Regions from separate parts of the Homo sapiens genome. Here region 1 is linked to region 2. A link is an interaction called in ENCODE POLR2A ChIA-PET data of the cell type or tissue named here. Cell type or tissue: PC-3. All regions are shown on one strand. Links, peaks and the distances in the headings refer to the core of each region. The heading gives the core; the rest is flanking DNA. Region 1 overlaps LOC105372706 (a long non-coding RNA gene). Region 2 overlaps MTG2 (mitochondrial ribosome associated GTPase 2).

Region 1 (8,327 bases), core at 323-8,322, 95 kb after region 2:
TCAACTTCCCAGACTCAAGCAATTCTTCCACCTCAGCCTTCTGAGTAGCTGGGACTGTACAAGCATGCACCACCACACCCAGCTTTTTTTTTTTTTTTTTTTTTTTTATTGAGAGAGAGGTGGGGTCTCACTATGTTTTCCTGGGCTCAAGGGATCCTCCCACCCTCACCTCCCCCAGTGCTGGGATTACAAGCATGAGCTGCCTGGTCTCATTTCATTAAAAAAATTTTTTTACGCATACATAGTAGTTGTATATATTCATGGGGTACATGAGATACTTTGATACAGGCATGCAGCATCTATTTTATTTTTTATTTTATTATTTATTTATTTATTTATTTTTCTTTTGAGACGGAGTCTCTCTCTGTCACCCAGGCTGGAGTGCAGTGGCGCCATCTCGGCTCACTGCAAGCTCCGCCTCCCAGGTTCACGCCATACTCCTGCCTCAGCCTCCCGAGTAGCTGGGACTACAGGCACCTGCCACCACGCCCGGCTAATTTTTGTACTTTTAGTAGAGATGGGGTTTCGCCATGTTAGCCAGGATGGTCTCGATCTCCTGACCTTGGCCTCCCAAAGTGCTGGGATTACAGACGTCAGCCACCGCGCCCAGCCTCAGCCGGTCACTTCTTGAATGCTTTGCTGCTTAGAAACTTCTTCTAGCAGATACTCTAAATCATCACTATGAAGTTCAAACTACCATGGATCCCTGGGACATGAACAGAATACAGCCAAGTTATTTGCTAAGGCATAACAATGGTGACCTTTGCTCCAGTTCTCAACAAGTTCCTCATTTCCATCTCAGACTTTGGCAGCCTGGACTTCATTGTTCTTATCATTATCAACATTTTGGTCACAACCATTTAACCTGTTTCTAAGAGGTTCCAAAGCTTCCTTCATCTTCTTGTCTTCTTCTGAGGCCTCCGAACTCTACCAACCTCTGTCTGTTACCCAGTTCCAAAGTTGCTTCCAAATTTTCAGGTATCTTTATAACAATGCCCCCACTCCTTGGTAACAATTGTCTGTATTAGGCTGTTTTTGCATTGCTATAAAGAAATACCTGAGACTGGCCTGGCACAGTGGCTCACGCCTGTAATCCTAGCACTTTGGGAGGCCAAGGCAGGTGGATCACGAGGTCAGGAGATCGAGACCATCCTGGCTAACACGATGAAACCCCATCTCTACTAAAAATACAAAAAATTAGCCAGGCGTGGTGGCGGGTGCCTGTAGTCCCAGCTGCTCGGGAGGCTGAGGCAGGAGAATGGCATGAACCCAGGAGGTGGAGCTTGCAGTGAGCCGAGATTGCACCACTGCACTCCAGCCTAGGCGATAGAGCGAGACTCCGTATCAAAAAAAAAAAAAAAAGAAAGAAAGAAAAAGAAAAAAGAAATACCTGAGACTGCATAATTTTTTTTTTTTTGAGACAGTCTCACCCTGTCACCCAGGCTGGAGTGCAATGGCGTGATCTCAGCTCACTGCAACCTCCGCCTCCCAGGTTCAAACGATTCTCGTGCCTCAGCCTCCCGAGTAGCTGGGATTACAGGCATGCGCCACCACGTCCGGCTAATTTTTTGTATCTTTAGTAGAGATGGGGTCTCACTATGTTTGCCAGGCTGGTCTTGAACTCCTCACCTCCTGATCCGCCTGCCTTTGCCTCCCAAAGTGCTGGGATTACAAGCGCGAGCCACCGCACCTAACCATGACTGTATCATTTATAAGGAAAGAAGTTTAATTGACTCATGGTTCTGTAGGCTTTACAGGCATCTGCTTCTTGGGAGGCCTCAGGAAGTTTCCAATCATAGTGACAAAAGAAGTGGGAGGAGACACATCACACAGTGAGAATGGGAGCAAGGTTGGTGTGCCACACACTTTTAAATTACCAGATTTCATGAGAACTCACTCGCTATTGCAAAGACAGCACGAAGCGATAAGAGATCCACCCCCATGACCCAGACACCTCCCATCAGGGCCCACCTCCAATGCTGAGGATTACAATTCAACATGAGATTTGTACAGGGGCAAATATACAAGCTATATCAATTACTTTTTTTTTTTTTTTTTTTTTTTGAGACAGAGTCTCACTCTATTGCCCAGGCTGGAGTGCAGTGGCACAATCTCTGCTCACTGCAAGCTCCGCCTCCCGGGTTCACACCATTCTCCTGCCTCAGCCTCCTGAGTAGCTGGGACTACAGGCGCCCGCCACCATGCCCGACTACTTTTTTTTGTATTTTTAGTAGAGGCAGGGTTTCACCGTGTTAGCCAGAATGGTCTCGATCTCCTGACCTCATGATCTGCCCACCTCGGCCTCCCAAAGTGCTGGGATTACAGGCGTGAGCCACTGCACCCGGACTATCGATTAGTTTTGTGTTAAGTTTTGTATATAGTGTGAGGTAGTATCCAACTTCATTCTTATGCATGTTGATATTCAGTTTTCTCAGCACCATTTGTTGAAAAGACTGTTTCAACAAATTTCCCATTGAAGGTGCCTGGTACCCTTGGCAAAAACCAGTTGCCCATAAATGTGAGAGTTTCTTTCTGGTCTCTCTGTTCTATTCCATTGGTCTATATGTCTGTCCTTATTCTAGCACCACACTGCTCTGATTACTGTAGCTTTGTAGTGAGTTCTGATATTGGAAAGTATGAGTTCTCTAATTTTGTGCTTCTTTTTCAAGATTGCTTTGATTATTCTGGATTCCTTGCCTTTCCATATGAATTTAGGGATAGTTTGTCAATTTCTGCAAAGAAGGTAATTGGGAATTTGATAGGGATTGTGTTGAATCTGCCATACCAGTGGCATCAGGGAAATGCAAATAAAAACCAATTTGGGCAGCAATGTCATCTTAAAAATATTCGGCTTCCAACCCATGAACATAGGATGTCTTTCCACTTCTTTAGGTCTTTTAAAATTTCTTTCAACAACGTATTGTCGTCTTCAGAATATGTGTTTTGCACTTATCTTGTTAAGTTGACTCCAAAGTATTATGGAATTGTTCTCTTCATCTCACTTTTGGTTTGTTGATTACTGCTGTATAGAAACACAATTGATTTTCATACATTGATCTTATACCCTGCAGCCCTGTTGTACTCATTTATTAGCTCTAATAGTTATTATTTATTTGTTTATTTTGGGACAGGGTCTGTTACCCAGGCTGGAGTGCAGTGGTGTGATCATAGCTCACTGCAACCTTAAGCTCCTAGGCTCAAGTGATTCTCCTGTCTCAGCCTCCCAAGTAGCTGGGACTATAGGCATGTGCCACCATGCCTGGCTAATTTTTAATTTTTTTGTAGAGCTGGGGTCTTGCTACATTGCCCAGGATAGTTTTGAACTCCTGGGCTCAAGCAATCCTCCCACCTCAGCCTCCCAAAGTGCTAGTTCTAATATTTTTTCAGTGGCTTAGGATTTTCTATGTACAAGGTCATGTCATCTGCAAATAGAGATGACTTTACTTCTTCATTTTCTTTTCTTTTCTTTCTTTTTGAAATGGAGTTTTGCTCTTGGTGTCTTGTTCCAGGCTGGAGTGCAATGGCATGATCTTGGCTCACTGCAACCTCTGCCTCCCAGGTTCAAATGATTCTCCTGCCTCAGCCTCCTGAGTAGCTGGGAGTACAGGCATGCACCACCATGCCCAGCTAATTTTGTATTTTTAGTAGAGACAAGGTTTCTCCATGTTGGTCAGGCTGGTCTCGAACTCCCGACCTCAGGTGATCCACCCGCCTCGGTCTCCCAAAGTGCTGGGATTACAGGCGTGAGCACTGCACCCAGCCTACTTCTTCCTTTTCAATATGGATGCCTTTGTTGTATCTTCTTGCTTAATTGCCAACTCCCTCTCTTTTTATAGATGGGGCTCAGAGAAGAAAAGTGACTTTCTGGGTTGCTCAGCTGGGGACTGGCAGTTGGGGCTGATGCCCCACTGAGTAGAGGCAACTGCTGCCTCCCTGGCCCTTCCTTCCCCACCTATGTTATTGCCTTTTACTGCTGGGCCTCTCACTGGGGTCCTGGAACTCAGCACACCAGCACATGTAAGGCCTTGTGTGGCCATGGGGATGGGGAGGGCCCAGCATGCTCCAGCGTTTCCAGGAAAGCCTGTGAGGATCCTGTCTCCCCACAGCAGGACTCCCAGGAGTCTCCCTGACTTTGATGGCCTCCTGTGGTGAGAGGCTGGCTCTTATGAGCACATGGCAGGCTAGGTCTTCATCAACTTTAGAGGCGCGAGCTGCTGCGCCTGGCCAAGACTGCAGCATTGATAAGGAAAGAAGTTTAATTGACTCAAGGTTCTGCAGGCTTTACAGGAAGCATAGTGGCATCTGCTTCTTGGGAGGCCTCAGGAAGTTTCCAGTCATAGTGACAAAAGAAGTGGGAGCAGACACATCACACGGTGAGAACGGGAGCAAGGTTGGTGTGCCACACACTTTTAAATTACCAGATCTCATCAGATGGCAAAACCAGATGCTTCCCCAGATGCCGTTCCGCAAGATGGAGCTCTCTGGAGTGCTGGTTACTTCTGCGCCCAAGCCAGTGGGCTGTCTCTCCTGGATGCCAAATTAGGGTAAGAAGCTGACTTGACCCTGACCCCAGGCAGGTAGGGACCGGCAGGTGCATGGGGCAGCTTGATGCACTCTCCCCTCAGGGCATCAAATGGCAGTAGAGTCCAGCCAGGCACCCCCTGCCTTCCCAGGAGCCCCTTTTCTGGGGCTCTGTAGATACCCCCTCACTCTGGGAGGTACATGATGAGGGAAAACCAGGCTGGGGTTGCCCTCATGGAGCATCCAGTTGAGAGGGGGAAGGAGAGGTAAACCAGATACTCACCTGGCTGAGTAATGACCAGCAGCCAAGCAAGCACAGAGAAGACAAGGAGAGGGTGCATGAGGCCTGACCCTATAGGGGCCCCAAGGAAGTGACAGCGAGCCCCAAATTGAAGAATGCATGGAGGTTAACGAGGCAAAGACAGGAAACTGCATGGCAAAGGTCCCGTGGCAGAAGGGAAGATGGCACCTCTGGGGAGCTAGAAGGAGACCAGAGTGGCTGGAGGGGCAGAGGTGTAGGTGGCGTAGAGTGAGGTAAGGCTGGGAGGGTTAGGGTGGGAGAGTGGGGGCACAGGTATGGGTGGGCCAAGGAGAGGCTGGGCAAGGGGCAATGGGGAGCTTCAAAAGGTTCGAGTGAGGCCCCTTATGTCTGAAGACCAGGCAGGGACATCTCTGCAGAATGCATCCCAGGGCAGGCCCAGTCCCCAAGAAGAGCTCGAGCAGAACACTTTTTTATCTTTTTTTTTTTTTTTTTTTTTTGAGACAGGATCTCGTTCTGTAACCCAAGCTGGAGTGCAAGGGTGCGGTCACAGCTCATTGCAGCATCGACCTCCTGGGCTCAAGTGATCCTCCTGCCTTAGTCTTCTGAGTAGCTGAGACTACAGACATGTACCACCATGCCCAGCTGATTTATTTATTTATTTGAGACGGAGGTTCACTTTTGTCACCCAGGCTGGAGTGCAATGGCGCGATGTCGGCTCTCTGCAACCTCTGCCTCCTGGGTTCAAGTGATTCTCCTGCCTCAACCTCCTGTGTAGCTGGAATTACAGGCGCTCACCATCATGCCTACCTGATATTTTTATTTTTGTACAGACAGGGTCTCACTATGTTGCCCAGGCTGGTCTTGAACTCCTCTGCCTCCCAAAGTGCTGGGATTACAGGCGTGAGCCACCATGCCCGGTGTCATCATCTTAATGATTAGAACATTGCCAAGTCCACAGGGGTTCAAACATGGTTGATTTATCACTCTGGTAGTGAGTCTAGTTCAAAGTCAGCATTAGCCTCTTGAATTATTTATAAGCTAAATGTGTAAACATGAAGAATTTAAATAACAATGTAAGGTTATTTGTAATTATGTCCAGAAATAAAGGTTATAGGCAAGAACTTCTTGAGAACAAAGAGAAAGAGAAAAGTAATGTGAGAAAGGCCTTTGGATAAAGGTTTTGGGGGTGTAAAAGGCAACAACCCAGTCCTAAGAAAATAGAGTTGAACTGATATTCAGCTACACACGCATCTATCCATGCATCCACCCACGCATCTACTCATCTGCCCATGAATTTGCTTATCCTTCTATTCATGCACATATCCATCTATCTACCTACCCACCTATCTGTTCATTCACCCATCCATCTGCCCATCCATCCATCCATCCATCTGCACATCCATCCATCCATCCATCCGCCCATCCATCCATCCATCCATCCATCCATCCATCTACCCATCCATCCATCCATCCATCCATCCATCCATCCATCCATCTGCCCATCTATCCATTCATCCATCCATCTGCCCATCTGTCCATCCATCCATCCATCCATCTGCCCATCTATCCATCGACCCATCCATCCATCCGTCCGTCCATCCATCCATTCATTTCTATTATTCATTCATACATTTATGCATTGTCTTGGGTCTGGAAACACAATAATGAACTGAACACAACAGGGCTCTCCCTTGCGGAGCTGGCAGAGATCAGCTGCAGCTGGTGGCAGAGACCAACGTATACCCAAGTGTGTGCTTGAGATGGGGTAAGGCTTCTTGATAGGCAGGTGCAGGCTGCAGGGAGGTGGGGGGAGCAGGATGGGGGCGCTGCTCCCTCTAGGAAGGTGAGAAGGCCTCCCAAGGAAGGAGCCGGTGTGATGGGGCTTCTCTCTGCTCCCAGCAGACGCAGACCCTCCCCACACTGGCCTGTCCGCTCCTCCTCCTCCTCCATCTGGGGCCTTTGCTCAGCCCATGGTCTTGTCTGGAAAGCCACCTCCCCTCTACCTGGCTGATTTCTGCCCGTACTCCCACCTCTTCCAGGAAGCACTCCCTGATTAGTATCCACGTGACCTGTGTTTCTCAGAAATGCTAAGAACATTCACTGTTTGGATGAAGAACACAATATTTTTTTTTCTTTCACATGCACTGGATGACTTCACCGTGTTTACTGTCTTTGGTTTTGTTCCAAAGTGGTTGTAAAAGTTGGGCCTGAGATGTGCAAACATCATTCTTGGTTGCTGTTTGTGCGCCTGGCTGAGTCCAAGTCCTTACAGGCAGTCCCTCCTGCCTCCCGTGTATCCCTCACTCCCACCTCCCCCAACACCTAACTCTTCCTCCTTTCCCAAGGGCTCCCTCCCACCTCCCCCTCCTTTTCTCCACCTCCCCTGCCTCCCACCTCCTCTTCCCATTCCACCCATCTCTTGTCTCCTTCCTTCCACACGGCTCCTCCCCCGGCCCCCCTGGGCTCCCTTCCCTTCTGCTGAGTCCTCTCCTGGGAACTTCAGCTTTCCCCTCTCTTCAGAGCCATCCCTAGTAGCCCCCAAGTATCCTGCAATTTTGTCCACTCTAAACCCCCCTCCCGTAACCCCCTATCCCCGGCAAGCTTGCCTCCTGTTTTCTGCAAACGCCAGAGGAACTGCCCCTGCAATCACTGCCATTCTGCCACAAGCTGATGCTGTCGTGGTCAAGGTCACCCATGACTTCCTGGAGATTAAGTCCCTTAAGCTGTCCTCTGGGGTGGGGAGGGGCAGCTCGGCCACAGTCCCCCCTCCTACTGCTGCCGGGCTCCCCAACATCCCCTGGTTTCCTCTCTCTGCTGGCCCCACTTCTAGTCTCCCTCGGGTTCCTCCTGGGGCTCAGCGCCCAGTCCTGGCCTGGCCATGTGCAACCTCACCACGTGGGGGCTTCTCCCTGAGCTGCAGCCCCCATGGCTCCCGGACCGCAGGTTCCCGTCCCCCTGGGGCTGCGTGCAAAGGACTGCAGTTCTGATGCCAGGGATGCAGATCTGTCTCCACCCGCCCCAGTGGCATCGGTCCCCACCACCAGTGCTCAGGCAAAGGCCCTGGAGCTCTCCATGACCCCCACGTCGTTCTCTCACAGCTGGGGCCAGGAAATCTCAATGCCTTGACTTTCAACACCTATGCAGAATCCAACGACACCTAACCTGCAGCCACACGGCCCCCGCCGCGGCCACCTTGCTTGTGTTACAGGAGGAGCCTCTGCCTGGCCCTCCTCTGCCCTGGCCCCTCACCTGGTGCACACAAGGCCAGGGGGGATCCCTTCCGGAATGTGGAGAGGCCTGGGGATCTGCCCAACCGCCCACCTCCCTGTTCCTCCCCCTTGAGGTGCCACTCGGGTCCCCCTGCTGTCCCCTGAGGACACTCCTGCCTTGGTGCCCTCTCATCTGCTGCCCCTGCCTGGAGACTCTTCCTCCAGACCCCACGTGGCTGGGCCTCAGCCTCCTCTGCTCTCGGAGAGGCCACCCGGCTCAAATGGCAAGCAGCTCCTCCCTGCCACCCTGGGTCCACCCTGCACTCAACCCATCT
Region 2 (8,327 bases), core at 12-8,011:
GCATAGCTGGGACCACAGGTGCCTGCCACCACACCCAGCTAATTTTTTTGTATTTTTAGTAGAGACGGGGTTTCACTGTGTTAGCCAGGATGGTCTCGATCTCCTGACCTCATGATCCGCCCACCTCGGCCTCCCAAAGTGCTGGGATTACAGGCGTGAGCCACCGCGCCCGGCCTATGTCATATTTTTTATCGTGGTGATAAACATAAAGTTCACCACTTGAGCTATCTGAAGTGTGCGGTTCAGTGGCTCTCCCATCACCACCCTCCACCTTCAGAGCCGGTCATCTTCCCAGCCTGAAACACTAAGCCAACAGGATTCTTTCGCACGTGCAGACTCGTGGCCCCACCGCCAACACACAGGGTGATGGTCTGAGGACCCTGGCATGGCCCTTTTGTGTCCACGGCTACCTCCACCCTCCCGCCCTCCTCAGCCCGAGGACCGCCAATCCATTCTCCTCATCGTTTCTGGAACACTCTGTAGAGGGAACCATCGTGTGTGACCTCCTGGCACTGGCTCTCCCCGGCTTGACACCTGCGGTCCCCAGGTGGACGCCATGCACGCAGAGCTGCACCCCGCCCCCGCCAAGCACTGCCGCACCCCGCGGCTCTGCAGCCTCTTTAGCGGCACCAGGACAGGTCCCCGGCACGTGTGTTCACTGATGAGACGCTCCGGTTGCCTCAGCATGTCTGCCCTTCAGGCCTCCATCCCGGGGCCAGCGCCGACCCGGGCACTGCATACAGACAAACGAGGTCTCTGTTCTCCAGGAGCTTAGGGCGGGGGGGCGACGGCGGCTAACGTGAAGTGTGGAAAGTGCGTGCACGAGAGGGTGGTGGGCCCAACTGTGCAGAGCCTGGGCGCGTGTGGCTGTCTTTGGCTTTTTGACTAGAGGGCATTTCACGGGGTGTCTGGGCAGGGCACTGGGTCACAGGGATCAGCAACACCAAAGCCTGCAGTCCAAGGAGTGGCCTCAGCATGGCTCAGACATAGGAAGGGGCAGTGGGGCTGGTGCTGTGGGCACCAGGGACTCCCAGTGAGGGGCCTGGCTTCCTGGCACAGCCACAGGGGAAGACTGAGGGGCCCGGGCACCAAGTAGGGGAGACATTAGCAGGCCACTGCCATCGTCCAGAGCGGGGTGGAGGTGACAGGCATGGCGGGACCTGGGGTGGACCCGAGGGCAGAGCTGCTGTGCTGGCGAGGTGAGGAGGCAAAGGCCCCACGCGAGACTGAACTCAGTATAGCACGTGCGCCGGGAAGCACACACGACCACAAGATGGGAAGGGAGGCTGGGAGTGGAGGCTCACACCTGCAGTCCCAGCACTGTGGGAGGCTGAGGCGGGCAAATCGCCTGAGCTCAGGAGCTCGGGACCAGCCTGGCCAACATGGTGAAACCCTGGCTCTACTAAAAATACGAAAATTAGCTGGGCATGGTGGTACATTTCTGTAATCCTAGCTATTCAGAAGGCTGAGGCAGGAGAATCGCTTGAACCTGGGAGGTGGAGGTTGCAGTGAGCCAAAATCGCGCCACTGCACTCCAGCCTGCATGACAGAGCAAGACTCTGCACCACCCCCACCGCCGCCAAAAAAAAAGATGGAAAGGGACATTGCTTGGGGTCAAACAACGTGCCCCCAAATCCACATCCACAGAACCTCAGAATATCACTATTGGAAATGGGGTCTGTGCAAATGTAACTAAAGATCTCAAGATGGGACCATCCTGGGTTTAGAGAGGCCCAAATCCCACAACTGGCTTCCAGAAGATAAGAGGACAGACACACAGGGGGAAGTTACATGAAGACAGGGCAGGGACGGGAGCCTTTGCCACTGCTAGCCGAGGATGGAGCAGGAAGGACCTCCCTGGCCTTGAGAGGCCTCACCCCCGACAAACAAGAGAATCCACTTAGGTTTTTTTTGTTTTTTTTTTTTTTTTTTCTTGAGACAGAGTCTCACTGTGTCGCCCAGGATGGAGTGCAGTGGCGCAATCTTGGCTCAAGTGATCAGGGGTTCAAGCGATTCTCCTGCCTCAGCCTCCTGGGTAGCTGGGACTACAGGTATGGGCCACCACCCCTAGCTAATTTTTACATATTTTTTAGTAGAGATGGGGTTTCACCATGTTGGCCAGGCTGGTCCTAAACTCCTGACCCCAGGTGATCCGGCCGCCTCGGCCTCCCACAGCGCTAGATGACAGGTGTAAGCCCCCATGCTCGGCCAACTTCTGTTAAGTCACCCGGTTTGTGGCACTTTGTCATAGCAGCCCCAGGAGACTAATAAGGAATAGATAAAACTTCATTTTCAAATGGACACACTACGTTTTCCTACAGCGCTGCTGTGGAGCTGGGCTTCTACAGGGGATGCTCAGGGCAAACCCCTCCTCGCCCGTGTCCAAGTGGAAGGTGGCAGGGCCCCAGGGCACCCAGACTCCACCCCACCTGGGCTGCGGCAGGAGAACTGCTTGAACCCAGGAGTCGGAGGTTGCAGTGAGTGGAGATCGCGCCACTGCACTCCAGCCTGGGTGACAGAGTGAGACTCCATCTCTCTCTCTCTCTCTCTCTCTCTCTCTCTCTCTCTCACACACACACACACACACACACACACACACACACACACACACACACACACACACTGAGTTTCAGGCCAGGCGCAGTGGCTCATGCCGGTAATCCCGGCACTTTGGGAGGCCAAAGTGGGCAGATCACCTGAGGTCAGGGGTTCGAGACCAGCCTGGCCAACATGGTGAAACCTTGTCTCTACTAAAAATACAAAAATCAGCCAGGCGTGGTGGTGCAGGCTGTAATCCCAGCTACTTGGGAGGCTAAGGCAGGAGAATCGCTTGAACCCAGGAGGCAGAGGTTGCAGTGAGCCGAGATCGCACCACTGCACTCTAGCCTGGGCGAAAGAGTGAGACTCTGTCTTAAAAAAATAAAAACAAAAGTAAAAATAGTTTAAAACTAGGAGCAGCCTGAAGGCTCCTCATGCCAGCGCCATCCTCCGTGCACCTGCCAGCGCTTACTGACGCCGTCTCTGGGTCAGGTGTTCTGAGGCTGCTGGGGATACACAGAGACCCTGTGTCCAAGGCAGCCCACACATGCTGACTGTGGGGGGGTTGGCCTGCACCCGCGGTCCCTTCCGTAACTAAAGACTGCGGTGTCGGCCGCCTCAGGCATGGCTACTAAAGACCCGCACAGACGGCCACATAGTGTACACTCCAATTACAGGATCTGTCTGGAAGGCAGGTCCCTGGGGACAGAAGGTAGACGGGTGGGTGCCCGGGGGAGGGGGAAGGCGGGTTCACGCTAACGGGCACAGGGTCTGTTTTCGGGGTGATGAAAACGTTCTGGAATTTGCAGTTTGACAGTTGCACAACCTTCTGAACATACAAAAAAACCACTGAATTATATAAAGTGGTGAATTTTATGGTATGTGAATCATATATCCCATTTGAAAAGCAGACTGACAAAAATTTGTTTCTAGGCAGGAAACAGGAAACTGGGGAAGCCAAGTGTAGCTTTACCCTACTCAGGGAGAACAGTGTTGGAGAGAAAGCTGTCAGCTTTTAGAACGCGATGGCAAAAGCTGTGTGTGTGGCAGGGAGAAGTCTTGGGGCTTTTTGCAGCAAGGAAAGTTCTGGGCAACCTTCGTGGCAGTGACTCCCCCTCTGGAGCCTCAGCTTCAGCAAAGGACGAGGGCATGTCCCCAGAGCAGCCACAGTCAGGCCCAGATCAAGGTTTCAACCCACGGGGAGGCTGGGCTGGGGGCTCCGTGCAGGGGTCGAGCCACAAGGCATCTTGAGCCTCCCCTGCAAGAGCATCAAGATGAAAGCCAGGGATAATTAACGCCGTCAGGCCTGGGGCGACTCCACAAAATCCTTTGTGGCGGCCTGAAAGAAAAAGCAAATAGATGCAAAACCCATCTCTGGTTTCTAGGATAGAAGGACCTTTGAAATTATAAGACATTAAAATAAAGCTTCGGGTAAAAGGACTGTCATGTTCTAGCTGCAGATTTGATGTGAGATCAAAACGGAATTGCTCCTGAAAGCCCAGGCACCGGCCTGCTGTGCAAAGCGCGCCCCACCCCAGCGTGCAGAGACGCGGCCCCGGACCCTTGCGGCTCATCTCACCTGAGGCTGCCGTCTCTCCTCCAAGGGCTGGGGGTCCCCTTCTGATCATCCTTCTCTGCTTCTTTGTCCCCTCCACTTTTTTTTTTTTTTTGAGATGGAGTCTTGCTCTGTCGCTCAGGCTGGAGTGCAGTGGTGTGATCTCGGCTCACTGCAAGCTCCGCCTCCCAGGTTCACGCCATTCTCCTGCTTCAGCCTCCCGAGTAGCTGGGACTACAGGTGACCGCCACCACGCCTGGCTAATTTTTTTGTATTTTTAGTAGAGACGGGGTTTCACTGTGTTAGCCAGGATGGTCTCAATCTCCTGACCTTGTGATCCACCAGCCTCGGCCTCCCAAAGTGCTGGGACTACAGGCATGAGCCACCGTGCCCAGAATGTTCTGTTTTTGTTTGTTTGTTTGTTTGTTTTTTGAGACAGGGTCTCGCTCTGTCACTCAGGCTGGAGTGCAGTGGTGCAATCACGGCTCACTGCAGCCTTGACCTCCCAGGCTCACATGATCCTCCCACGACAGCCTCTGGAGTGTCCCCTCCACTTTCTTTCTTAGGGGCCCCTCAGGGACATGTCAGAGGCCTGAGACTACTTGGGGGATGTCTATGGGCCAGGCAGGCTGCCAGCAGCTGAGCTGTCCTTGCCCTGGGGCTCCTCTGCAGTCAGGGAGACACCAGGCATGGGCCTGGCTTGGATGCATCAGTACTTGACTGCAAAGACTTAAACCACAGACAGGAAAGGCGCTGCTGCAGTCTCGACGGTCAAATGCAGGGCCCCCTCAGCTGCCATCCCACTGAGGGGCGAAGGCCCATCATCTCCCTTCGGCTCGGTAACTGCCTGGCGTAGCACAAGGGTTCTCTTTAAATCCCCAGCAAATGGAGCTGAGTGGAAATTCCGCCCCATATTACCAGGCACACGTCTCCTTCCACTCCTCACTATACCCTGCCCATGCCACGGCCGCCTTCTGAGAATAACGCTGACAGTTCCATGGCCCACAGCCCCTCTAGTTAACTTGCTGTGCACACGGCAGCCCAGCCAGAAACACGCAGCCAGGTCGGATATTGGGTGCATTCAGTCGTGAAGCCTGAGGCTTCCTGGCTCCCACTGAGCACAGAGAAGTGTTCTGAAGGACAGGAAGCAGCTGGCCTCACTGCTCTTCTCAGACGGCTGATGGAGAAAAGCTCACAGCTGCCTGCGCCGCTCTGCCTGGACTTGCATCCTCGGCCCCACCCCTTGCGCAGCAGTGAGGCCCCCCGAGACACTGGTGCCTGGGCTTGCGGTACCGCAGGGCTGCTGGACAACGGGCCAGACGCAGCCCCAGTGTGGATCCAGAGGTCTCTCTCCGTAGCAAGCCATGGAAGCACGACGGGCACTGTGCTGAGAACCCTGGTCTGCACTTCTGACCTGGGGCTCTGGCTGTGCGGTTCTGCTGAGCTCATCCGAGAGTCCACGCGTGCATGGCGGAGACCTGAGTCAGCGGCAGGGCCACCCCGTTATGGGCACCCCAACCCCTTATTAGGGGTGTTAATCAGCACAAATGAGCAACTGGCTCATCAGTCGGTGCAGGCTGACAGGTGCAGGAAATACGGAGGGCAGGCGGGGTAGGGGGCACGGAATGCTTCCCAACATGAGGGCATCTCAGGCCAGCAGGCGGGGCCCAGAGACCCAGAAGCACCACAACTCCCCCGTGTCCACAAGGCACTTTATGCATTCAAAACCACCGAATTCACACCCAGGTTTGCTCAGACAGAGGCCCAGAGGCGACCCCGCTCTGGCGTGGCTACCACCTGAGCGGCTGGCGGCCCTGGCCCAGCTCGGCCTCCGCGTAGGCGTCATACAGCACCTTCAGGTGCAACAGCAGCTGCTCCAGGTTCTCGCCGGTCAACGCCGACAGCACGATGACCTCCTGTCCCAAGTGATCCCGGAGCTGGGACAGATTGGCTTGGGCTTCAGGGAGGTCAATCTTGTTTGCGACGATTGCGTGGGGCCTCGCAGACAGGCCCTTTTCATACATCTCCAGTTCATATTTTAAATCGTCAACTTGAGTCCACGGCTCAGGCTGAGAAAGATCCACCACGAACAAGAGAAAGCGGCAGCGCTCGATGTGCCTGAGGAAGGCGGACCCCAGACCCCTGTTCTGGTGGGCGCCTCGTATGATGCCGGGGATGTCGGCCACTGCAGGGAAGACAGGGGCACACGAGGTGACCACTTGGCACACCCAGCACCCAAGAGCGCCTTCCACCTCGAGCCTGGGAGAGAAGGCCTGGAGCCCACTGCGAAGGCGGATTTCCTGAGTTCTAACACTTTCCTTTCAAGGAACGCCTTGAACTGAAGCCATTTGATTTAGCACCTGGGTGATTCACTGGGCCAACTGACACCTGAGGAATTCAATGCTTGGAGATGTTTGGGAGACCAGCGTGGCGATGGATCTATCTAGTAGAGTACATTTCATACCTTCTCTTTCTGCTTCTAATAGGATTCAAAAAAGAGGAAAATGGCTGCCTGTACTCTACTAATCATTTGATTACTGATAGAAATTTACATGTAGAGTACTCTGCAGATATAAAGTGCCATCCAAATAACCTTACCAGCAGGCTTACTATTTTTAATGGGTGTATTGTCTTCTGGGAAAAAGTTTTATTCTCTCAAACGGCACAAGGAAAGCTTTTAAGTCACGTGTTGTGATGCTGCTGAGCTTCCACAGATGAGAGGGGACAAATAGAGTGGGAAGAAATACTGTCCTCGGCTGGAATTTCAATGCAGGTTTCTGAACTGTAACTGACAGATTCCTAGGGGATGGGGTGGGAACCTGATTTTCATAGAGAACAGGCTGATGAAAATTGTTTAAATTAGGGCCAGGTGCAGTAGCTCACGCCTGTAATCCCAACACTTTGGGAGACCAAGGTGGGGCGGGGGGCAGATCACTTGAGATCAGGAGTTCGAGACCAGCCTGGCCAACATGGTGAAACCCCGTCTCTACTAAAAATACAAAAAAATTAACTGGGCGTGGTGGCGCACGCCTGTAATCCCAGCTACTTGGGAGGCTGAGGCAGGAGAATCACTTAAATATGGGAGGTGGAGGTTGCAGTGAGCTGAGATCGCACCACTGCACTCCAGCCAGGGTGACAGAGTGAGACTCCGTCTCAAAAAAAAAAAAAAAAAAAAGTTGTTTACATTAGGAAAAACAATGCTACTTTTTTTTTTTTTTTTTTGAGATGGAGTTTCGCTCTGTCGCCCAGGCTGGAGTGCAGTGGCATGATCTCGGCTCACTGCAAGCTTTGCCTTCTGGGTTCATGCCATTCTCCATCCTCAGCCTCCCAAGTAGCTGGGACTACAGGTGCCCGCCACCACACCCAGCTAATTTTTTTGTATTTTTAGTAGAGACGGGGTTTCACCATGTTAGCCAGGATGGTGTCGATCTCCTGACCTCGTGATCCGCCTGCCTCGGCCTCCCAAAGTGCTGGGGTTACAGGTGTGAGCCACCACGCCTGGCCAACAATGCTACATTTTAAACAGAAAGCTAAATTTAAGAGTTACATCATTACTTTTCTGAATTACATCATTTAAATCTAACCTTTGGGAGAATTCTGGAAGTTCTACCTGCTATTTGTAGGTGGCCTTCGTAGTGGACGATCCCGACGTGGGGCTTCAGGGTGGTGAACGGGTAGGAAGCCACGGCGGGTCTGGCGTTTGAAATGGCCCGGAGCAGTGAGGACTTCCCGGCGTTGGGGAATCCCACCTGGGGGAAAGAGGGAAGACGGTGGCACGGCCCGCGGCAGCACCTTTGTTAGCGCAGAGTCTGTAACTAACTGGGATTGGAGGGAGGATTTCAGGGCTGGGGGAGTCACAAGGGCTCATGCTCACGACCAAGTCAGCAGTGTACTGATGGGAAAAAGGTGAGTCGCAAAGCTGTTCTCTTCCAGGCCACTGGCAAATCCCCATTGAGAAAAGTGGATTTTCTAGAGCTGAGTGTGTGCAGATGCTGTTGGCAGTGGGGACACCTACCATTCCGGCGTGGGCCACCGTCTTGAGCTCCAGGTGGAGAACTCGCTGCTGTCCTGGCTGTCCAGGGGTACAGGTCACAGGGGCACGGTTGTTGTTGGCCAGGAAGAAGCGGTTGCCTTTCCCTCCTGCCCCGCCCAGCGCGGCAATGTACTCATCTCCCACGCAAGACAGGTCGGCCACAACTCTGCCTCCCTCCTTCACCAGCGTGCCCACGGGGAC

The links. Peaks named below come from ENCODE experiments on the same cell type or tissue, not always from the same donor. Only the 100,000 strongest peaks of a DNase experiment are listed, where the experiment ranks them.
Region 1: POLR2A ChIA-PET joins it to region 2 with 5 read pairs; 2 of 35 experiments call an interaction of 5 or more read pairs at or near these places.

Annotation. Positions count from the first base shown.
Region 1 is chr20:62,103,769-62,112,095 of GRCh38, reverse strand. It overlaps LOC105372706 (a long non-coding RNA gene), which reads left to right. Exons shown (of 3, transcript XR_936963.2): 2 at 4,422-4,544. Among named protein-coding and RNA genes, the nearest start is that of LSM14B, 15 kb to the left of the region's middle. In PC-3, for the core only: no CTCF peak of the experiment used is centred there; no DNase peak of the experiment used is centred there.
Region 2 is chr20:62,198,634-62,206,960 of GRCh38, reverse strand. MTG2 (mitochondrial ribosome associated GTPase 2) reads right to left here. Exons shown (of 7, transcript NM_015666.4): 5 at 8,109-8,327; 6 at 7,704-7,842; 7 at 3,393-6,278. The coding sequence ends at 5,884. Among named protein-coding and RNA genes, the nearest start is that of HRH3, 17 kb to the left of the region's middle. In PC-3, for the core only: no CTCF peak of the experiment used is centred there; a DNase peak (open chromatin) is centred at 3,440; H3K27ac peaks cover 557 bases.